Linked DNA regions of Homo sapiens: all the other regions are linked to region 3. A link is an interaction called in ENCODE POLR2A ChIA-PET data of the cell type or tissue named here. Cell type or tissue: MCF 10A. All regions are shown on one strand. Links, peaks and the distances in the headings refer to the core of each region. The heading gives the core; the rest is flanking DNA.

Region 1 (8,309 bases), core at 1,841-6,840, 56 kb after region 3:
ATCATAAATTCCTCTCTTTACCCAATCCTCCTTCCCTCTCCCCATCATAGGTGTTGTTTTCCAGAGCATTCTCCAATAAATATTCTGGTGCAAATCTCCCTCCCAGAGACTGTTCCTTGGGGCCACTGACCCAAGACCAAGACGAAGGCTTAGGGGGGTTAAGTGGCTTTTCAAAGGTCCCACAGCAGGCTGGATGTGGAGCTAAGACTGTGACCTTTCTCCTCACTCCACAATTGGTGCTCACAAGCATTGCGCTTCAAGGCCTTATTCTTGGGCTCTGCTGACCACAGCTATCTTTTTCTTTTTTTTTGAGACAGAGTCTCGCTCTGTTACCCAGGCTGGAGTGCAGTGGCATGATCTCGGCTCACTGCAATCTCTGCCTCCTGTGTTCAAGTGATTCTCCTGACTCAACCTCCTGAGTAGCTGGGACTACAGGTGCCCGCCACCATTTCCTACTAATTTTTGTATTTTTAATAGAGATGTTGCCCGCCTTGGCCTCCCAAAGTGCTGGCATTGCAGGAGGAGCCACTGCACCCGGTGCGCAACTATCCTTGATCTCTAGAGGACTTTTCAACCCCCTTGCCTACCCCATGTGTATTTCTATAATAGAAGAAACAGAAGAAAAATTCATAGAATGTGCAACCCAGTGGCATGAACTTCAGCCCTCTTCCTTTGTTGTTCTTAAGCAATATATCTTGTAGTTGTGCTTGTCTGCACCCTCTCAACTGGTTGACAGCCAGCAAGTTCAAACACATAGACTTTTCAACTACAAGTATCTAATATGATTGCATAAAGTCCTTTGTGCTCAAAAAACTTAAAAAATTTTTTTTGTTTTTTATAGAGACAAGGTCTTGCTATGTTGTCCAGGCTGGTCTCAAACTCTTGGGCTCAAGCGAACCTCCCATCTTGGTCTCCCAAAATGCCGGAATTACAGGTGTGAACCACTGTGCCTGGCCAGAAAACTTTTTTGTGTATTTGTTTTTTGTAGAGATGGCAGTCTCACTATAGCCCAGGCTAGTCTGGAACTCCTGGGCTCAAGAAATCCTCCCACCTCTGCATTTTTTGTTTTTGTTTTTTGATAAAAGTATGGATGTGAGATAATGGGCCCATACAAGTATGTGGCTGGGACAAGGTCATTTCTCGGTATGATGGTCCATTTCTAACATCATGGGACAGTTATGGAGGTTAGAATGCTGTGGTCTGGTGTGAGAACTCTTGCTATGCCAATAATAATAATAAACATTAGGCTGGGTGAGGTGGCTCACGCCTGTAATCCCAGGACTTTAGAAGGCCGAGACCAGAGGATTGCTTGAGCCCAGGAGTTCAAGACCATCCCGGGCAACATAGCGAGACGCTGTCCTGTTAATAAATAAAAATAAAGGCTGGGCGCGGTGGCTCACGCCTGTAATCCCAGCACTTTGGGAGGCCAAGGTGAGCAAATCACGAGGTCAAGAGATCGAGACCATTCTGGCCAACATGGTGAAACCCTGTCTCTACTAAAAATACAAAAATTAGCCGGGCGTGATGGCAGGTGCCTGTAGTCCCAGCTGCTCAGGAGGCTGAGGCAGGAGAATCGCTTGAACCCGGGAGGCGGAGGTTGCAGTGAGCTGAGATCGCGCCACTGCACTCCAGCTTGGCGACAGAGCGAGAGTCCGTCTCAAAAAAAAAAATCAATAAAAATATAAAAGAATAATAAACATTAATCGAGCTATTGCTATATACCAAACACTACATACTTATATATATATTTATGTATTATTAAATATATACTATATTAATATATAATACATATAATGTATTTTATAATTAATAGTTAATAGTAACATAATATTAATATTATATTACTGTATGTATATATACTGTATAGGTGTATGTATACTGCATTGTACTTTACTATATTTACTGTTATATATATACATACATATTTATAACATATAAAATAACATTATATATCAAGTTATCAATAGGCAGATATTGTTATTTCACCCACTTACTGGTGAGAAATCTGAGTCACAGAGAAGCTAAGTAACTTACTCAAAGTCACACAGCTAGTAAATGGCAGAGCCACTCCAGCCTGCATGACCGCTCTTCATTTTCAGAAGGTGCGGCTCTAACTCAGAGCACATTTATTCAACTGAATGCATTTATGAGGAAGATCTTGAAAGCCTGTCTCCCTCTCTCCCTCCCAACACATCAAAAAATAATGGAATGTAAAACAATTGGCTGGTCTTCATCTTAAACTGGTCGGCTTAAGCTGGTCAGTGTCAACCAGGTTCAAGTTATGGAACTGTGTGTAAATGTTGAAAATGTATCATTGTATCTTTTTTTTTTTTTTTTAAGAGACAGGGTCTCCATATGCTACTATGACTAGCAGCATAGTCATAGCTCACTGTAACCTTGAACTCCTGGGCTCAGGTGATACTCCTTTCACCTCAGCCTGCTGAGTAACTGGGACTATAGACAGGCACCACCACGCTTGGCTAATTTTTTAATTTTTTGTACATATTGGAGTCTCACTATGTTGCCCAGGCTGGTTTCTTTCTTTTTTTTTTTTTTCTCCTGAGATGGAGTCTTGCTCTGTCACCCAGGCTGGAGTGCAGTGGCGCTATCTCAGCTCATTGCAAGCTCCACCTCCTGGGTTCACACCATTCTCCTGCCTCAGCCTCCCAAGTAGCTGGGACTACAGGCACCTGCCACCACGCCTGGCTAATTTTTTGTTTATTTTTAGTAGAGACGGAGTTTCACCGTGTTAGCTAGGCTGGTCTCAATCTCCTGACCTCGTGATCCACCTGCCTTGGCCTCCCAAAGTGCTGGGATTCCAGGCATGAGCCATGGTGCCCAGCTTGCCCAGGCTGGTTTCAAACTCCTGCCCTCAGGTGATCCTCCCACTTCAGCCTCCCAAAGCATTGAGATTAGAGGGGTGAGCCACCATACCTAGCCCTGTGTATTGTATCTTAAAAGGAAAATGTAATTATGGATTTATGGTATATTTTCTTTTTTTTTTGAGACGGAGTCTCACTCTGTCACCCAGGCTGGAGTGCAGTGGCGCAATCTTGGCTCACTGCAAGCTCCGCCTCCTGGGTTCACACCATTCTCCTGCCTCAGCCGCCTGAGCAGCTGGGACTACAGGTGCCCACCACCACGCCCAGCTAAGTTTTCTGTATTTTTAGTAGAGATGGGGTTTCACCATGTTAGACAGGATGGTCTCGATCTCCTGACCTCGTGATCTGCCCGCCTCAGCCTCCTAAAGTGCTGGGATTACAGGCGTGAGCCACCGCGTCCGGCCAATTTATGGTATATTTTCTTGCATTGAAACTGGAAACTCTTGCAACACATAAGTACATTATTCAACTTCCAGTTATTCAAGAAACACTCTAATTTTTTTAGCCATCATGTATTGCATAAAAACAGTGGGAGAGTTGATCAATTACTCACTGTTTATTTAAAGCTGTGGTTTAAACACTTTCTGTATAGTATCTCTTTATTGAAGGATTGTTGAGAGAGCTGGAATTACCTCTGTCACTCATCTTTGTGCTAAGAAACCCTGATGTGTGTTTTGTATTGGTTAGTTTTTGCTTCTCTACTGATGAACAGGATCTGATCAAGTTGAGCTTGCAGTAGAATAATTCACAGAAAAGTGCAGGGTGCGGTGAGTCACGCCTGTAATTCCAGCACTTTGGGAAGCCAAGGTGGGTGGATCACGTGAGGTCAGGAGCTCAAGACCAGCCTGGCCAATGTGGCGAAACCCCGTCTCTACTAATAGTACAAAAGTTAGCCGGGCATGGTGACGCGTGCCTGTTGTTCCAGCTACTCAGGAGATTGAGTCAGGAGAATTGTTGGAACCTAGAGACGGAGGCCGCAGTGAGCCGAAATCGCTCCACTGCACTCCAGCCTGCGCGACAGAGCAAGACTCTGTCTCAAAAAAGAAAAAAGAAAAAACAAAAAAGAATAATTCACAGAAAAGTTAAGAAAGGTTATCTATGGCCTCTTAATCTTCCTGATCTGAAACGGCAACTTGGGGTAAGGGAAGAATGTTGAGGAAGTGGAGCATAAAAAAAAAAAAAAAAGAGGAAGAAGAGAAAGAGAAGAGGGAGTGAGGGGGAGAGAGAGTGAGGAAGGAAGGGAAGAAGGGAGGGAGGGAGGAAAGAGAAAAGGAAAGAAAGAAGGAAGAAAAAAGGAAGGAAGAGAGAAAAAGAGAAAAGGTTGGTGTCATAAATAGTGTAAATATACTTAATAAGCAAGTGAAATCAAAGGCTGAGTAGTACGTCATACTGATGTCTAGTATTTTAAAATTTAGGCTGGGCACGGTGGCTCACACCTGTAATCCCAGCACTTCAGGAGGCAGCGGCGGATGGATCACCTGAGGTCAGGAGTTCGAAACCAGCCTGGCCAACACGGTGAAACCCTGTCTCTGCTAAAAATACAAAAATTAGCCAGGTGTGGTGGCGTGCACCTGTAATCCCAGCTACTCCGGAGGTTGAGGTAGGAGAATCGCTTGAACCCGGGAGGCGGAGGTTGCAGTGAGCCAACATTGTGCCATTGCACTCCAGCCTGGGAGACAAGAGTGAGACTCAGTCTCAAAACAGAAAAAAAATAAAAAACATTTTTAAAAAAAAGGAAAAAGGAGAAAAATTTGGACACAGAGACATGGACATACAAGGGGAGAAGGCAGGTGAAGATGTAGGCAGAGCATGGAGTAATGCATCTACAAGCCAGGGAAAAACAAAAATTGCTGGCAACCTCTAGAAGGTACAGGTGGCAAGGAAGGAATCTTCCCTAGAGGTTTAGAAGGGAGTCCAGCCCCGCTGACACCTTGATTTTGAGCTTCTAGTCTCTGGAACTGTGAAAGAACATGTTTTGGTTGTTTAAAGCTACTAAGTTTTTGGTAATTTGTCATTGCAGCCCTACGATACAAATATATTCACAATAAAATAAATGAAAATTAAAATTATACTGACATGCCATTTTTAACCCGCCACTTAGACAAAGATCAAAAAGCCTGATAACAGACTAAGTTAGAAAATGTGTTGGGAAATTGATTGCTTTTATTTGCTGCTGGTGGGAGTGAATGTAAACTGATATAATCTCTAGAAATTACTTGACAATTTCTATCAAAATTACAAATGCACATATCTTTTGACCCAGCAATTCTGCTTCTAGGATTTTCTGACATTGGAGAAAGTTGCATACGTGGACAATTGCACATGGACACGTTATGTATCACAGCACTCTCTGTAACCACAGACATTTGGAATGAACACTAACTGTTCATTGTCAAGCGATGTTTGAGTACACTGAAGAACATCTATACTTGGAGTCAGCAAACTTTTTACATAATGGGCCAGAGAGTAAGTACTCTAGGTTTGCAGACCCAGAGGGCTCTGGTGCAATGACTCAACTCTGCAGTTGTAGCTCAAAAGTAGTCATACAGGCTGGGCACTGTGGATCACGTCTGTAATCTCAGCACTTTGGGAGGCTGAGGCGGGTGAATCACCTGAGGTCAGGAGTCCGAGACCAGCCTGGCCAACATAGTGAAACCTCGTCTCTACCAAAAATACAAAAATTAGCCGGTGTGGTACTGGACACCTGTAATCCCAGCTACTCGGAAGGCTGAGGCAGAAGAGTTGCTTCAACCTGGGAGGCAGAGGTTGCAGTGAGCTGAGATCGCACCATTGCACTCTAGCCTGGGCGACAGAGCGAGACTCCGTCTTAAAAAAAAAATGTAGTCATATATCATACATCATATATAAGTGAATGGGCATGGTTGTGTTCCAATAAAACTTTATTTACAAAAAACAGGCAATGGCCAGATTTGGCCCATGAGCCTGTTTGCTGATCCCTGATCTATTCAATGGAATATTATGAGCTGAAAAATTAGTGAGGTGGCTATGTTCTGCTCCACAGTGACTTCCAAGATTAAGTGAAGAAAGCAAGATTCAGAACAGTATGGATTTGTCAGAAAAAAATATATAAATTTATATAAAGAATTATTTGTATATTCACAGGCAATGTCTGGAAGTATCCATAAGAAAGTGGACCCATTACTTATTTCTGGGATAGGAAACTGGGTGGCTCAGTGTCTCAGTGGGGAAGATATTTTCCTTTGTGCTTTTTGAATTCTGAACCAAGCTGAAATTATTACCCATTCAGAAAACAAAATAAAAATGTGAAAAGGTAAGCAAATTTATTTCCCTACCACATACTTTTTCTTTGCAGGGCCAGTGAGCACAAATGGTTTTTAGTTCCGTTTTTGTTTGTTTGTTTGCTTTTAATAGAGATGACATCTCACTTTGTTGCTTGGGTTGGTTTCAAAAAGGCAAATTTTTCTTCTTTCTTTTCTTTTTTTTGGGATGGAGTCTCGATCTGTTACCCAGGCTGGAGTGCAGTGGCACCATCTTGGCTTACTGCAACCTCTGCCTCCCAGGTTCAAGCAATTCTCCTGCCTCAGCCTCCCGAGTAGCTGGGACTACAGGCATGCACCACCAAGCCCAGCTAATTTTTGTATTTTTAATAGAGACGGGGTTTCACCATGTTGGCCAGGCTGGTCTCGAACTCATGGCCCCAGGTGATCCTTCGGCCTCAGCCTCCCCAAATCCTGGGATTATAGGCATCAGCTATCACACCTGGCCGGGTTTTCACATTTTTGGATGGTTGAAAACAACCCCAAAAAGAATAATATTTTGAGAAGGGGGTGGGGGAAAAAAGAATATTTTGTGACAAAAGAAAATTATGTGAAATTCAAATTTCAGTGTCCACAAATAAAGTGTAATGGAACACAGCCCTGCCTATTCATTTGCATTCTGTCTATGATTGCTTTGCCTTACACTGGCAGACTTGAGTCATTGTGACGGAGAGCCCATAAAGCCTAAAATATTTATCTGGTCCTTTACATAAACAGTTTACAGATTGTTGTTCTAGATTAAAGAACAAAACAATCTTTCACATGCTTCTACAAATAGAAAGTTCATATTTAATATTGAATGACCATTCCATGAGGACTTTAAAAAATGAAATGGCTTATGAAGAACTCAAAATTAAATTGTGAATTTTCTTGCTTCTTCTTAGAGAATATTTTAAAAAGCTGTGGCCTCTAAACAAAAATAAAGCACTTATCCCATCTGTCTGGGTCTCACTGTGCACCGTGTTGGTGAGGCCATCAGAATGAAAATGTATCACAACCCACCTTCCCCTTTATTTTTATTTCTTATTTTATTTTATTTATTTATTTTTTTGAGACGGAGTCTTGCTCTGCCACCCAGGGGCGCGATCTCGGCTCACTGCAAGCTAGGCCTCCTGGGTTCACGCCATTCTCCTGCCTCAGCCTCCTGAGTAGCTGGGACTACAGGTGCCCGCCACCACGCCTGGCTAATTTTTTTGTATTTTTAGTAAAGACGGGGTTTCACCGTGTTAGCCAGGATGGTCTCGATCTCCTGACCTTGTGATCCACCTGCCTTGGCCTCCCAAAGTGCTGGGATTACAGGCGTGAGCCACTACGCCTGGCCTTATTTTTATTTTTAATTTATATATATATATATATTTTTGGGGGGGGGGGCAGGGACAGGGTCTCACTCTGTTGCCCACACTGGAGTGCAGTGGCGTGACCTGGGCTCACCACAACCTCCGCCTCCCGGGTTCAAACGATTCTCCTGCCTCAGCCTCCCGAATAGCTGGGATTACAGGTGCGTGCCACTGCTGCCGGCTAATTTTTGTATTTTTAGTAGAGACAGGGTTTCACCATGTTGGCCAGGCTGGTCTTGAACTCCTGGGCTCAAGTGATCCTCCTGCCTCAGCCTCCCAAAGTGCTGGGATTACAGGTGTGAGTCACTGCATCCGCCCCTCCCTGTCCCTTATTTGACAGAAAATTCAAAGTACTTGATGTTAACAAAAAGCTGAGATGACCTGGAATTGCTTTTAATTTTTACTAAGAATGAATCAAAGCTTTCTGTTGTTGTTTTGATGGTGGGAAGAACACACTTGTGCCTTTTTTTTTTTAAATCACCGATAAAACAAGGATACAAGGAAACTCTGCCTTCTGAAAGTTTTGTTCTTGGTTTATAAGAGACAATAAACCCACATAAAAAGTTATGTAATAAGAGGACAGTCAATAACTATGTTTTCAACCTTTTCGGCAATGATCCACAGTAAAATATATGTTTTATACTATGACTCAGTAGATACATATATACACACACAAAAAAATAAAAATATGGGGCTGGGTAAGGTGGCTCACACCTGTAATCCCAGCACTTAGGGAGATCAAGGTGGGTGGATTGCTCGAGCCCAAGAGTTTGTGACCAGTCTGGACAACA
Region 2 (8,309 bases), core at 1,841-6,840, 580 kb before region 3:
CAGCGAACATCCAAGTTCACTAAAGAGGCCTGACCCCAGCAAGGCAGGTGGGAGTTAAGCAACCTGAGCTGGTCCACAAATGCCAGACAGCTGTGCACATCTTTGGGGCGGAGACGAAAAACAGATACTTAACGTATCTGGTTAGAAATGAGGATTTTCTGGTTTGGTTATGCCTGTCATTTCGAATGTGTCTCTTCTAATATTTACAGCATCTATGCACCTGACCTTGTCAGTTTCACCACTGAGAAGCAACATGGTAAACCATCCTCAGAGTATGACCCAGAGGCTTGGGGGTGTTCTCTGCCCAGCCTCAATCCCTCTTAAGCCTTTGTCGGGGGACAAGTCTGGGTGAAGATGTTTATGCAGATAAAGGTTTGCCAAGCTGCAGATAACCCTTCCCATTTAGAGAAACTGCTCTCTTGATTCAGCCTTCCTCTGTATTCGCCCCCAAACCTAGGATATCTGACCAGTACCCAGTTCCATAATCTCAAGGCGATTCTTATTTCCTTTCTTTCCCTCATACCTCACATCTTTCTAGCAGTAAACCCTGTGGGTTCTTCATTAAAAATATATCGACTAGGCACAGTGGTCCATGCCTGTAATCCCAGCACTTTGGGAGGCCAAGGTGAGAGGATCACTTGAACCTGGGAGTTCAAGACCAGCCTAGGCCACATAGCAAAACCCTGTCTCTACAAAAAAAAATTTAAAATTAACTGGGTGGGGTAGCACACACCTGTAGTCCCACCTACTTGGGAGGCTGAGGTGGGAGGATCACTTGAACCCAGGGGGTCAAGGCTGCAGTGAGCTATGATTGCCACTGCCCTCCATCCTGGGCAACAGAGCAAGACCCTGTCTCAAAAAAATAAGAAAAGAAAGAAAAGTAAAATTAAAAAAATAAAATATATCTATCTCATCCACTTTTCAGCACCTTCATGGCCACTGCTCTTATCTAAGCCACCATCATTTCTAAATTAGTGCAATTGCCTCTTCACTGGTCTTGTTTCTGGTCTTGCCACCTTTTCAAGCCACTCTCCATACAGCAGCCAGAGGGATCTGCTAAAATAGAAATCAGATCAGGGCCCTAACCTGCTTCAAATCCACCAATGATGAATCGTTGTGTTTAGGAGAAAATCCGAATTCCTGGCAATGGCCTCTCGAGCCCTGTACTGCCTGGTTCCAGGGGGTCTTACTAACCTCACCTCCTGCCTCCTGCCTCTCTCTCAGCCCACTCCAGTCACATGGGCTCCCACCTCCTCTCCCTAATCGCTGCAAATTCAGTCCCACCTCACAGCTGCAGAATTTGCCGCCTCCTCCCTCACCCAGGAACCCTCTGTCCTCAGACCTTGTCATGGCTTACTCCTCGTCATTCATATCTTTGCTCAAATGCCACCTTCTCAAAGGCTTCCTGAGCACTCCTGTCAACGTAGCCAGCCCACCCTATCAGCCACCCTGGCACCATCCTGTTCTATTTTCTTCATTTCTTTACTTGACTACCACTTTCCTCCCCTTATACAATGTTTTGTCTGTGAGAACAGGCACCATTTCTAACTTATATGATGCTGTATTCTCAGCACCTAGAATGATACTCGGCACATAGCAGGTGCTCAATAAATTGTCCTCAAATTAATGAAGCTCATTAGTGGCCCCTTCACCCAGGAGTCATCCCAACCTCCCCAGCCCCTGGGACTTCTGTCCTCTCTGGGTTCCCATCACCCTGACCATCCCTGAGCCAGCTCTGAGGAGAGGAGAACGCTCTGGGAATGCCTGCCTCCTCAGCTAGACGCCAGACTCATCAAAGATGGAGCCTGACGTAGATCCTGCTGTCTCCCCCACAGCATGAGTGCTGGATATGCAGCAGATGTAGAACACTGCCTCAGCATCAAAACACACCTGGCACAAAGGAAGGCTCAGCTCTTCACTCCATGTGAACTCAAAGACATCACAGCGTCTATCAAACTGTGCAGCATCTCTGACACTATCCTTCCATTTCTAGGACTTTATCCCATGGAAATATTCACTTAAGTGTGAGGAAAAGATGCATATAGAGGGTGTTTCCTACTGCATTGTCTGTCCTGGGGGAAAATTGGAACCTACCTAAAAGCTAAATTGTAAGGGAATGGCTACACTTGCCGTAGTCTTCCCAGTATTGTGAGATACTATGTGGCAATTTAAAATCATCAGAGGGCTGTATGGGCTGACTTTCACGTTCTTGGATACTTTGTTATTTATTGAGCACCTACTATGTGCCAGGCAGTGTTCTAAATATTTGGGACTTAACAGGGAACAAAGAAGACAAAAATATCTGCTAGAGTCAAGGAAGACAAACAAAAAACTTAAAGAAATAACATGCCAGATGGTTGATAAGTGCTGTGGAGAAAAGGAAAACAGGAAAGGGGGAAAGGGAGGGTATCAGGTGGAGATGAGGGTCTTGGGAACAGTGGGGAGCAGGGTTTGGGCTTCCAGGGGTGACGGATGTCAGCACGATGAGCATGATGAGATTAGTCCTGCTGATCTCCATGCAGATCAAGTAGAGAAGAAGGGTCTCACTGAGACCTAGGCGGGGCTTACAGTGCAATATGGCTGTCTTCTGCTGCCTCCTCCAAGTCCAGCCTGGAAGCTGGCTCATGGAAGTTAAGCTCCCCTTCCTCCAGCTTCCTGTAGGTTCAACTAGGGGGAAGCCCCAGCAGGAGACAGGTGCACAGTGAGGGCTTTATCCCCCTTTGCTGGCCCCTGCCAGGCACCGAGGCTTCACCGTGTCTCCACAGAAGGCTCTCTCCACTCTGCACCCTTGTTGGTTCCCCAGGCCCACTGCACCATTCTTACAGCCTTCCCACTGGCTACCCACAGCTCTGTAAATATTACATTCATTAAACTCCCTGTATTACCCAGGCTGACTGTGCCATCTGTTTCCTGAGAGGTCCTGACACACACACAGAGTGTGATCTCATTAGCTAGAAAAAGTCAAATTACCCATGGATATACAGGCATGGAGACTCGTTTAGAAGCAAACATCAAACTGTCAATAATCACTACCCAAGGGAGGTAGGAGAAGGGATGTCCTTGAAAGACGGTCTTATAGAAAAAGAGAGAGAGAGAGACGGAAGGGATGGAGGGAACTTCATTTGCACCTTCTACTTCTCCATGGGCTTTGTTGTATGTTTGGTTTTTTATAATGAATGTGTACTGGTTTTCTAATTTAGAAAGTGCAGAACTGGAAACAAAATGCCACCAGCCCCGCTGGCTCTGCAGTAGCCTGGACAGTGTATACACTCTCTGGACTGGCAGAGTTGGCAGGTGTCCTTCTTGGGGAGTCTGTGTGGAGCCCAGGGACAGCTGACTCTGGACAGTGCCTGGGTCCCTCACCGTCCCCTCCCCAGTGCCTGATGCAGACCAAACTCTACCCAAAAAGTCACCTAAATTGTGGTTGGTTTTTTTTTGCAATAAACATATATTGCCTTTGTTCTCTCTACATGTATATGTAGATATACACAAACACATATACAATTAACATTATTATATATACAATTAACAAGTAATTAACACAGTTGACAACTTTGTGGTTGTGTGTGTATACTCCTCTGTAAGGAAGAACAGGGGACATAGCATGTACCACAGACTGGACACTGTTCTCAGTGCTTTGCACGTCTTAGCCCAATTCCTTTTTGCAACCGCTCTAAAGATGAGCCCCGTTACTGTTTGCATGGATAGGTTGAGGGGGTGGAGGCATGTACACATATATGTAATGATCCAGCATGTTAATTGTGCTATACAAGTCCCCCATATCTTCTACTCCTGCTGGTCACTTTTGAGCTTGTCATTTCTCAGATGCGGAGGGCACAGTGTGCTGTGCACCTGCAGCCCAGGGGTTCTGAGCAGCAGCTCTGGTGCCGTGCTGCCTACGCTTGAGCCCTGGGTTGACATTTGCGAGCTGTGTGCCCTTGGGGAAGACACTGACTTATCTCGATCCCTCAGTACCCCCAGTTTACAATGGGATCAATAATGGGGACCACCTTTAAAACTGTAAAACGTAAACAGGGCAATGTGTAAGGTGCTTAGAATAGTGTCCAGTCTGCAGTGTGAGCTACGACCCCCGTTCTTCCTTGCTGGTGGGTCTTGTTAGTTGAGCAATGTTCCCCACTCTGAGTGACAGCTGGCTAGCTCATCACTGATCTGAGCCTGTCTTTGCAGTCTGTTGCTTCACTCGTACCTGAAAGGCACAGAGTGAGTCACTAGTCAATGGGTCTTTCAGGGAAAGTCAGATGGGGGAGGGCTGGAAAAACATGTGCTTTCCTGACAAACGGTTTACTTACAACTGTCATTACTCTTCATTTCCTCCTGCTTTCTTTCTGCCTCGACATCAGGTGTGATGTTTGGAGTTATAGCAGCCGCCTTGCAACCATGAGGCAAGAAGCTGGAAAGACAAGCCAAGAGACTAAAACACTGTGACATCACATCTGACAAAATTGAGCCACTGAACCAATGCCAGCAGCTGTGTCCTCCAGATTTCTTCTTATGTGGGGCAAGACCTTTATTATTTAAGCCACCAGTGGTCTGATAGTGTTACCTGAAGCCAAACAGACTCCTGTTTGAAACAGTGTGTTTGTTTCCCACTTATCATTGAGGATCTGTCAATGTCTCCCTCTCTCTCTCTCTTTATTTAATCTCCAGGGCAGAATGACGAGTTAATCCTACTCCTCGGGTCCTGGCACATCATCATTGGTCCAATCTCGAGAGATTGATTAATTGGTTGATTCCCTTTCATTCCCTTTCCCTACTTTCTTTCCTTTCCCATTCATAGGCAGCCATTCTAATGCATGTAATATATTACATATTTCCAACTTGCAGGCATTCATATGTGATTTGCATTGTCTTGTGTGCACATGTATTTTTATCTTATATAAATGGTATTGTGCCGTATATCTTTTGCTTCTTGCACTCTGCACTGTGTTCTTAGAATCCACGCATGTTGCAATGTGCGTGTCTCATCCATTGTTCTAACGCTGCTCAGAGCTCCCAGAGTGCATCCTCCTTGTGGTGGACTTCCACGTAAGTTCTCTCCCCTCACCACCACCACTAATGCTAGAATGATCATCATTGTACAGGTCTTCTTATGCACTCTAATGATAACTCATCTGGGGTTGATATCCAGAAGAGGAATGGCGGGGTCCCATACTTTTACATGTACTTAATTAGATTCAACAGTGCCTGCTGTTCTTTAGAATGGCTGCATCAGACTATCCTCCCAACAGAAAATTTTTCATCCTTTTTTTATTACCTTTTGCATTTTGAGTTTCCCTTGTTAGGTAGACTAATATTCAAGGCTTTCTTTCATGGGGTTTTCCTGTTGTTAACATGCAATTTCTCTCTTTGTCCATTTCAAAGCTCTTCACCTTGAATTCCATTTAGTTGGGCCTCAGAGCCTGAGCGTTTCCCAATTTTTCATGCAGCCTTTCTGACTCAAAGCTCGTGCCTGCTAATCCTGTATGATCAAGATTTATGTCAATGCCTGCAGTTCACGCATGCCCACTGTTAAGATGGGATAATGCCTCATGATGGATTCTTCAAAACAACAGCCTTTGCCAGCAAAGAAAAAGAGACAGACTGTCCAAGAGGTAAAGTGAACATCTGTTGTTTACGTCTGCCCAGAATCCATTCCCTCTTCTGGCCATGGCACCATAGTTTTTGTCTGGGGTCCACCCCTCCCCCACTTCTACTCTGTGAAGCTCCGTCTCTCCCCAAGTCCAGTCCTGGCTGATCAGAGTATCCACACTCCCAGCCACAGCAATTGGTTCAGCAGTGGGCAGCTGACCCAGGCCATTTGATAAAATGTTGAACTAGCACATTAGCTGTAACTCTTTAGGAAGAGGTGTTCTCTTTTGCTAAGATTTCTAAGCTTGCAGAGTATAGCCTGAAACTCCCTGAAATGGGAGACAGAGTTGAGAGAGAGAGAGATAAAGGGAAAGAGTCAAAACTTCATTACATCATCATTGAGCTACTGGATTCAGCCATGGCTGAAGCCCAATTACCTGTTTGTTTCAACTACGTGGCTCAATAAAATCCCCTATTTGAATGAGACAGCTTGAGTTGGATTTCCATCCCATACCGCTGAACATGCAGCATGCATTGGTGAGTGAGTGGTAGAGAGCTTCAGTGATAATACAGTGAGTGGTAGAGAGCTTCAGTGATAATACAGTGAGTGGCAGAGAGCTTCTCCCAGGGCCTGTGGGAAAAAAAAAAAGCCCTGTCCGTCAATCATCTGTTAGGCAACTGCCCACTTCTTCAAACTCATATCTTACCATGCTTCCCCTCCCTGACTGTGTTCCAGCCACACCAGCTTCCTGGCTATTCTGGGAACACACTAGCTTGTCCTGTGCACTTGCTGTTGTTCCCTCTGCCTAGAGTGTCCTTCTGCCGAACTGCCGGATTGTTTCCTTCTCATGCCTCAGGACTCAGCTCAAGTGTTACCCCCTCATAGGGACCTCCTTGGCAAGCCCCTCTCGATGCAACCGTCAGTCTGCTCTGCAGCTCAGCACAGCAGCCACCTGGGCGATGGCTTCTTGGGCATTTGGTCCTTTACTTGGCTGTTGCTTGTCTCCTCTGCCAGAATTAAGCTGTTTTGTCACCACTGCAACCCGAGTGTTTACGCGGATGCCCGGTTCATGGAAGATACTCCATAAATATATGTGAAATAAATGAAGGAATGAAGAGGTTAGGAGGAAGAGAGAAAAGAAAGGAAGGCAGGAAGGAAGGGCAGAAGGAAGAGAAGGAGGGGGAGAAAGGCAAAGGAGGAAGGGAGGAAAGTCGGGGGCAGGGAAGGGAGGAGGAGGAGGACGGACTCACTCAAATGCTTCAGGTTTAAGGGTCACTTCTTTTTTGTTCATACCCTCAGACTTGGCCCAAAAGCAAACTCAGAAACAAGAGTCCTTGAAATCTCATCTCAAATGTCCCTCTGGCCTGCTACTTAATTAAGTGACCCCATAATGAAATTTCTTCCCATTGAGTCTGTATTTAATAATTAATTGACCTCTTCAGCCCAGCCAGGCTTGGAGGCTCATCAATTATACATCTTTCCCATCTGCACTCAACACTCACCTCCCAGGAAAAAAGAGTCCAAAGAGGAGAGGCTGGGAGTGACTGGAGGCGAGCACTGGCTCCTCTGCGGGGTGAAGTTACTCCCAGAATGGTGACCTGCTAGGGACAGATGGAGAGGAATGAAAGGGGCTAGATTCAATCTCGGGCCTGAAGTTTATTCTGAGGCATCATCTTGCAAAAGACAAAATTAGTAATAAAAAGTTAGGCATGAAAGTAAACATTTATCTAGAAAAGCTAAATAACAACCAATTACTTTGTTATGGCAAAACCCACAAAATCCCATAAAAACAACACAATATTTTTATTAATTAACTAATTGTCTGGCCTGCTTGAAGTGTCATCAATTTAGTGAGTATTTAAGACTAGCTACTCACACCTATAATCTCAGCACATTGGGAGGCCAAGGTAGGCGGATCACCTGAGGTCAGGAGTTCAAGACCAGCCTAGACAACATGGTGAAACCCCATCTCTACTAGAAACAGAAAAATTAGCTGGTTATGGAGGCACGTGCCTGTAATCCCAGCTACTTGGGAGGCTGAGGCAAGAGCGAATCTCTTGAACCCAAGAGGTGGAAGTTGCAGTGAGCCGAGATTACACCACTGCACTCGAGCCTGGGCGACAGAGCAAGACTCCATCTCAAAAAAAAAAAAAAAAAGATCAAAAAAAAAAACTAGTTACTTACTTCACAACAAAATTTGAAATGGCCTGAATGTTTTAGCTCCTGTAGGAAAAAACTTGATTGTCATTTTCCCTTTTGGCCAGACTCTTTGATTGTCTTTTCTCATCAATATCATTTTCTACAGAGAGCAGAGAGAAAAGAAAGGTAACTCATTCTTTTCTTTAGAAAGTTGATCAGAAAAAAAAAAGAAAGAAAAAAAAGGAAAAGAAAAGTCTGACCATTTAGAAGTTTCTTTTGGCTTTGTAACCTGTCAGGGCTGTCACTACGAAGTAACACAGCCTGTGTGCCTTAAGAAATAGGAATTTATTTTCTTACAGTGCTGGAGGCTGGAGGCCTATGATCAAGGTGCTGGCAGAGTTGGTTTCTTCTGAGGCCCCCTCCTTGGTCTGTAGATGGCCGTCTCCTCTTCACACAGCCTTCCCTCTGTGCATTTCTGTGTCCTGATTTCCTCTTCTTAAGGACACCGGTCATATTGGATTAGGGCCCACCAATATGACCTGATTTACACTTAATCTTTAAAGACCCTCCCTATCTCCAA
Region 3 (7,732 bases), core at 1,026-6,025:
ATTATTATTATTATTATTTTAAATTTATTTATTTTGAGACTGAGTTTCACTCTATCACCCAGGCTGGAGTGCAGTGGTGCAATCTCGGCTCCCTGCAACCTCCATCTCCCAGGTTCAACTAATTCTCCTGCCTCAGCCTCTGAGTAGCTGGGACTACAGGCACGTGCCACCATGTCTGGCTAATTTTTGTATTTTTTGTAGAGACGGGGTTTTGCCATGTTGGCCAGTCTGGTCTTGAACTCCTGACTTCAGGTGTTCCACCGGCCTCGGACTCCCAAAGTGCTGGGACTACAGGCATGAGCCACCGTGCCCAGTCTTATTTTTTTGAGACGGAATATCACTTTGTCACCCACACTGGTGTGCAGTGGCACGATGTCAGCTCGCTGCAACCTCCACCTCCCTGGATTCAAGAGGTTCTCCTGCCTGAGCCTCCTGAATAGCTGGGATTACAGACCTGTGGCACTGCACCTGGCTAATTTTTGTATTTTTAGTAGAGACAGGGTTTCCCCACGATAGCCCAGGCTGGTCTCGAACTCCTGGCCTCTAGTGATCTGCCCGCCTCAGCCTCTCAGAGTGCTGGGATTACAGGCACAAGCCACCACACCTGGCCTGTTGCTTTATTTTTGACTTGTTGGTCTCTTGGTCTCTGCAACCAAGATGACAGATGTCATCCGACTGTCAGCAGCATGACGACAGGGCCTTGTCTGGCTTCTTCACTGTGGATTCCCAGCCTCAAGAAGGCAACCAGGCCCATGTGTAGCCACTGAGTCAGAGCCTTTAACAAAAAGGATAAAGAAGAAGAAGAAGGCTGGGCGCGGTGGCTCACGCCTGTAATCCCAGCACTTTGGGAGGCCGAGGTGGGTGGATCACGAGATCAGGAGATCAAGACCATCCTGGCCAACATGGTGAAACCCTGTCTCTACTAAAAATACAAAAATTAGCCAGGTGTGGTGGCGCACGCCTGTAGTCCCAGCTACTCGGGAGGCTGAGGCAGGAGAATTGCTTGAACCCGGGAGAAGGAGGCTGCAGTGAACCAAGATCACTCCACTGCACTCCAGCCTGGCGACAGAGCGAGACTCTGTCTCAAAAAAAAAAAAAGAAAAAGAAGAAGAAGAAGAAGAAGAACAATAATAATAATGACTTACATTAAGTGTTTGCTAATTGAATCCTTACAGCACTGTGACATAGTAGGTACATTGATTTTGCCACTTTGCACTTGCTGTTCCCTTTGCCCGGAACACTCTTCCCAGGTGTTTGCAGGACTTTTCTCTCCATGCAGGTCTCTGCTCAAATATCACCAACTCAGAGAGGACTTTCCTAACCCCCTCCCTAAAGGAGTGCCAAGCATCACTCCCTAATCCCATATCCTGTGGTTAAGGATTTCACTGTGTCCCTTCTAAAAAGATATGTTAAAGTCTTAACCCCCAGTACCCAAGGATGTGACTTGATGTAGAAATGGGATTTTTTTTTTTTTTTTGAGACAGAGTCTCGCTCTGTTGCCCAGGCTGGAGTGCAGTGATACAATCTCGGCTCACTGCAACCTCCACCTCCCTGGTTCAAGCGATTCTCCTGCCTCAGCCTCCCAAGTAGCTGGGACTACAAGCATGTGCCACCACGCCCAGCTAATTTTTTGTATTTTTAATAGAGATGGGGTTTCACCGTGTTAGCCAGGATGGTCTTGATCTCCTGACCTCGTGATCCACCCACCTCAGCCTCCCAAAGTGCTGGGATTACAGGCGTGAGCCACCACGTCTGGCCTGAAATAGGATCTTTACAGAAGTAATCAAGTTAAAATGGGGTCATTAAGGTGGGCCCTAATCCAATATGACTGATGTCCTTATAAAATGAAGAAATCTGAGGCCAGGTACGGTGGTTCACACCTGTAATCCCACCACTTTGGGAGGCCAAAGCAGGTGGATCACCTGAGGATGACCTCTGGCCAACATGGCAAAACCCCATCTCTACTAAAAATACAAAAATTAGCCAGGTGTGGTGGTACACGCCTGTAATCCCAGCTATTTGGGAGGCTGAGGCACAAGAATCACTTGTACCTGGGAGGCAGAAGTTATAGTGAGCCGAGATCACACCACTGCACTCCAGCCTGGGCAACAGAGTGAGACTTCACCTCAAAAAAAAAAAAAAAAAAGAAATAGGATCTTTACAGAGGTAATCAAGTTAAAATGGGGCCATTAGGGTGGGCCCTAATCCAATATGACTGAAGTTCCTATAAAAAGAAGAAATCTGAGGCTGGGTGTGGTGGCTTACGCCTGTAATCGCAGCACTTGGGAGACTGAGGCGGGCGGATCACTTGAGCCCTGGAGTCTGAGATCAGCCTGGCCAACATGGTGAAACCCTGTCTCTACAAAAAATACAAAAATTAGCTGGGTGTGGTGGCGCACAGCTCTCAGGAGCTGAAGCAGGAGGATCACTTAAGCACAGGAGTCGAGGCTGCAATGAGCTGTGATGGTGTCATTGCATTCCAGCCTGGGTGACAGAGTAAGACCCTGCTGCCAAAAAAAAAAAAAAAGAAGAAGAAGAAATCTAGGCTAGGCACAGTGGCTCATGCCTGTAATCCCAGCACTTTGAGAGGCTGAGGTAGGAGGATCTCTCAAGCCCAGAAGTTCAAGACTAGCCTGGGCAACATAGCAGGACCCTGCCTGTTTGAAAAAATTTTTTTAAATTATCAGGGGTTGGTGGTGTGTGCCTCTAGTCCCAGTTACCTGGGAGGCTGAGGCAGGTGGACCACTTGAGCCAAGTTGAGGTTGCAGTCCAGCCTTGGTGACAGAGTGAGACCTTGTCTCAAAACAAAAAAGAAGAAATCTGGACCCGTGGCCGGGCATTGGTGGCTCATGCCTGTAATCCCAGCACTTTGGGAGACCAAGGCGGGCAGATCACCTGAGGCTGAGAGTTTGAGACCAGCCTGACCAATATGGCAAAACTCCATCTCTACTAAAAATACAAAAATTAGCCAGGTTGTGGTGGCACGTGCCTGTAATCCCAGCTACTTGGGAGGCTGAAGTAGGAGAATCGCTTGAACCCAGGAGACGGAGGTTGCACTGAGCCGAGATTGCACCACTGCACTCCAGCCTAGGTAAAAGAGCAAGACCCTATCTAAAATAAACAAACAAACAAACAAACAAATAAAAAAGAAAGGAAGGAAGGAAGGAAAGAAAAAAAAAGAAAAGAAATCCGGACACAGAGACAGACACAGACGGAAGATGATGTGAAGACAGAGGATTGGAGCAATGCATCTACAAGCCAAGACATGCCAGAAATTGCCAGCAACCACCTGAAGCTAATAGGAAGAGGTAAGGAGGACTGTCCCCTACAGGTTTCAGAGGAAGCATGTCCCTGCCCACACCTCGATTTGAGACTTGTAGCCTCCAGAACTGTGAGACAATATATTTCTGTAGTTTTAAGCCACCCAGTTGTGCTGCTTTGTTTTGGCAGTCCTAGCAAACGGACACACTTGCTTTATTTTTCTTTATTTAAAGCTCTGATAGCCACCTGCCACTGCACACATTTATTTGCCTGCTGACTCCCTGCACCCAGGATGGACTGCAGGTCTCTTGAGGCTGAGGTCTCATGTTCATATGTTCATGCATCTGTTACAAGGGCTGGCATTTACTCCTTCCTTCAGGAACTATTCATTTGAGTGCCTACTATGCCAGGCCCTGCCTTCTTTTTTTTTTTTTTTTTTTTTTGAGACAAAGTCTCACTTTGTCACCCAAGCTGGAGTGCAGTGGTGCAATTCTCATGCCTCAGCCTCCTGAGTAGCTGGGACTACAGGCATGTGCCACCACACCTGGCTAATTTTTTGTATTTTAGTGGAGACGGGATTTCACCATGTTGCCCAGGCTGATCTCAAACTCCTGACCTCAGGCAATCCACCCGCCTCGGCCTCCCAAAGTGCTGGGATTACAGACAGAGTGAGCCACCGCGCCCTGCCAAGCCTTGGCTTTTTGAAGTTTACATTCTAGTAAGAAGAAACAGGTAATAAACAATAAACAGATAATAAAAAACAACAATAAGTAAATAATAAACAATAAATAGGAACAATAAAATAGGTAGTGTGTTAAATGGTGATGAGTGCTATGGAAAAAAATATAGCAGCAAGGGAGATGGTGGGGGGTTGGGGTGGGCAACGGTGGTCATCAGTGTAGACAGAGGCCTCACCAAGGAGCTGACAGCTGAGCCTGAATAAGATCAAGGAGGAGGCGTGGGGGATTTTGGGGGACAGCAGTACAGGTTGAACAGGGGTTCCCAGCAAGAGCGATTTTGCCCTCCAGGGGACATTTGTCTGGAAATATTAGGGAGTTGCTCCTGGCACCTAGTGGGTAGAGGCCAGGGATTCTGCTAACCATCCTGCAATGCATGGAACAGCCCCATAACAAAGAATGGCCCAGCTGGCTGGGCACGGTGGCTCACGCCTGTAATCCCAGCACTTTGGGAGGCTGAGGCTGGTGGATCACGAGGTCAGGAGTTCGAGACCAGCCTGGCCAACATGGTGAAACCCTGTCTCTACTAAAAATACACAAATTAGCCAGGAATGGTGGCATGTGCCTGTAATCTCAGCTACTCAGGAGGCTGAGGCAGGAGAATTGCTTGAACCCAGGAGGTGGAGGTTGCAGTGAGCCAAGATTGTGCCACTGGACTCCAGCCTGGGCAACAGAGCAAGACTCTGTCTCAAAAAAAAAAAAAAAAAGAAGAAAAAGAAGAACGGCCCAGCCACAAATGTCCGCAGCAGTGAGGTTGAGAATCCTTAAGGGAGAGGGAAGAGGAAGCCCTCAGCCTCGGAGTGCCCTGCAGGGACCAGGTGTTGGAGGAATAGCCAAGGCGATCACTGCTCAGATGTTTTACTCTCTGGGAGGACACCGTGGTGGGGAAGGTTAGAGGGTACTGAGGAAACAGAAATATGTCGCAGGCCATTTTAAGAAGTTCAGTTTTTACTCTAAATAAGACCAGAAATCACTGGAGACTTTCTGCAGATAAGAGACACAGGCTGACAAGTTCCACAAACATCACTCTGGTCATGGGGTTGCAAATCGACTGAAGGGGGCCATGGCAGATGTAGGGAGACTAGTGGGGATGGTTGGAATGTTCCAGGCCTGCGATGCTGGTGGCTCAGAGCAGGGTGAAGGAGGACAGCAAGTCAGGATTCTGGACCTACTTGGGAAATCTAGTTGTCAGGGTTTGTGGAGTATGGGAGGGAGGAAGAGGAGGCATGGATGACTTCAAGATCTTTGTTGTTGTTGTGTTTGTTTGTTTGTTTGTTTTTGAGACAGGGTCTCGCTCTGTTGCCCAGGCTGGAGTGCAGTGGCGCGATCACAGCTCACTGCAACCTCCGCCTCCCGGTTTCCAGCAATTCCACTGCCTCAGCCTCCGGAGTAGCTGAGATTACAGGTGCACGCCACCACGCCTGGCTAATTTTTGTATTTTTAATGGAGATGGGATTTCACCATGTTGACCAGGCTGGTCTCAAACTCCTGACCTCAAGTGATCCACCTGCCTCCCAAAGTGTTGGGATTACAGACATGAGCCACCGCAACCGTGATTTGTTTTGTTTCCAGGCTGGAGTGCAGTTGGCGCCATCATGGTTCACTGCAGCCTCTACCTGAGCTCACGTGATCCTCCCATCTCAGTCTCCTGAGTAGCTAGGACCACAAGCCCACACCGCTATGCCCAGCTAATATTTTGAATTTTTTGTAGAGACAGGGTCTTGCTCTGTTTCCTAGGCTGGTCTCAAGCTCCTGGGCTCAAGTGATCCGCCCCCACCTTAGCCTTCCAAAGTGCTTAGACTTCAATATCTTCTGACCTGAGCTGCTGGGGGGCTGGAGTTGGTGCGGGCTGAGATGGGGACAGTAGTGGGAGGAACAGGCTGGGGGAGGATGAATGTGGGGGTGAGCTATTAGTCATCCAAGTGGAGATGTCACGGAGGCAGTCGGATGATGGAGTGCAGGGGAAGTTTGGGCTGGAAGTATAAATGTGGGAGGCATCAGCATCTAGACGGAATTTAAAGCCATGACGCATATGGGCTGAGATCACCTAGGACTGTGCGTGATGGGAAAGAATCGGGTCCAAGGGCCAGTCCCTGACACTCTCCACAGCTTGGACATTTGGCTGTGAGAATGAACCAACAAAGATGACAGCCGGGTGCGGTGGCTCATGCCTGTAATCCCAGTACTTTGGGAGGCCGAGGTGGGCAGATCACCTGAGGTCAGGAGTTCAAGACCAGCCTGGCCAACATGGCAAAACCCCATCTCTACTAAAAAATACAAAAATTAGCTGGGTGTGGTTGCAGGCACCTGTAATCCCAGCTACTCGGGAGGCTGAGGCAGGGAGAATTGCTTGAATCCGGGAGGTGGAGTTTGCAGTCAGCTGAGATCTCACCACTGCACTCCAGCGTGGGTGAAAGAGCCAGACTTTATTTCAAAAAATAAATAAAAGAAAAAGAAAATTGCTCCTTCAAGCCACGTAACAGGAGCAGAGAAGGAAAGGTGGGTCGAAGCCCAGCTTGGGCATTTTCCAGGTGTGACCTTGGACAAGTTCCGGCCTTCCCCAGTTACCCCATGACACTGCTGTCAAGGATAGAGGAGATCATGAAAAGTGAAGAGCCTCTCAGCTTTGTAAACTGTGAAGTGCCTTCTAAGGATCAGGGTGATTGCCAACTGAGCATTTCTATAACACCACCACTGAAATAAAAACTCAAGGTCGCACAGCTTCTGCTGACATCATTCAGCAGAGAACAGATGCAGAATTTCCAACCTTTCAAGAGCTGTGCACCCTGTTAGCTTGAGGGCCAAGACCTTACCACTTCCTGACCAAAACATAATGCATACAGCATATTAACCTGAAAAAAATTCTAGGAAATAGAAAAACATGCATGTAGTAAATAATTAAAATGGCATAGAAACGTATCCATGGGGCTGGGCGTGGTGGCTCACGCCTGTAATCCCAGCACTTTGGGAGGCTGAGGCGGGCGGATCATGAGGTCAGGAGTTCGAGACCTGCCTGGCTAACATGGTGAAACCCTGTCTCTACTAAAAATACAAAAAATTAGCCGGGCATGATGGCAGGCACCTGTAATCCCAGCTAATTGGGAGGCTGAGGCAGGAGGATCTTTTGAAGCTGGGAGGTGGAAGTTGCAGTGAGCTGAGATCAAGCCATTGCACTCCAGCCTGGGCTACAGAGCAAGACTCCGTCTTGAGGAAAAAAAAAAAAATTAGCCGGGCGTGGTGGTGGGCGCCTGTAATCCCAGCTACTTGTGAGGCTGAGGCAGGAGAATCACTTGAACCTGAGAGGCAGAGGTTGCTGTGAGCCGAGATCGCACCACTGCACTCCAGCCTGGGCGACAGAGCGAGACTCCGTCTCAAAAAAAAAAAAAAAGACTTTGCTCTGGTCAGGAGTGGTAGCTCATGCTGTAATCCCAGCACTTTGGGAGGCCAAGGTGGGAGGACCAATTGAGTCCAGGAGTTCAAGGCTACTAGTGAGCTATGATCATGCCACTCCACTGCACTCCAGCCCAGGCAACAGAATGAGACCCTCTCTCTAAAAGAAAAAAAAAAAAAAGCCAGGTGAGGTGGCTCACGCCTGTAATCCCAGCACTTTGGGAGGCTGAGGCGGGTGGATCACTTGAGGTCAGGAGTTCAAGACCAGCCTGGCCAACATGGTGAAATCCCGTCTCTACTAAAAATATAAAAATTAGCCGGGTGTGGTTGCCTGCGCCTGTAAT

Evidence for each region. ChIA-PET counts read pairs that join two places held together with the same protein. Peaks named below come from ENCODE experiments on the same cell type or tissue, not always from the same donor. Only the 100,000 strongest peaks of a DNase experiment are listed, where the experiment ranks them.
Region 1: POLR2A ChIA-PET joins it to region 3 with 5 read pairs; 11 of 35 experiments call an interaction of 5 or more read pairs at or near these places.
Region 2: POLR2A ChIA-PET joins it to region 3 with 6 read pairs; 2 of 35 experiments call an interaction of 5 or more read pairs at or near these places.

The regions. Positions count from the first base shown.
Region 1 is chr20:47,428,955-47,437,263 of GRCh38, forward strand. No RefSeq gene overlaps it. Among named protein-coding and RNA genes, the nearest start is that of LINC01754, 21 kb to the left of the region's middle. RefSeq lists an enhancer at 1-216. In MCF 10A, for the core only: no CTCF peak of the experiment used is centred there; DNase peaks (open chromatin) are centred at 3,357, 3,727 and 5,387.
Region 2 is chr20:46,797,307-46,805,615 of GRCh38, forward strand. No RefSeq gene overlaps it. Among named protein-coding and RNA genes, the nearest start is that of SLC2A10, 92 kb to the left of the region's middle. RefSeq lists an enhancer at 5,695-6,894. In MCF 10A, for the core only: no CTCF peak of the experiment used is centred there; a DNase peak (open chromatin) is centred at 4,235.
Region 3 is chr20:47,374,026-47,381,757 of GRCh38, forward strand. No RefSeq gene overlaps it. Among named protein-coding and RNA genes, the nearest start is that of ZMYND8, 21 kb to the left of the region's middle. RefSeq lists enhancers at 1,924-2,425, 2,426-2,925, 4,566-5,066. In MCF 10A, for the core only: no CTCF peak of the experiment used is centred there; DNase peaks (open chromatin) are centred at 3,296 and 5,986.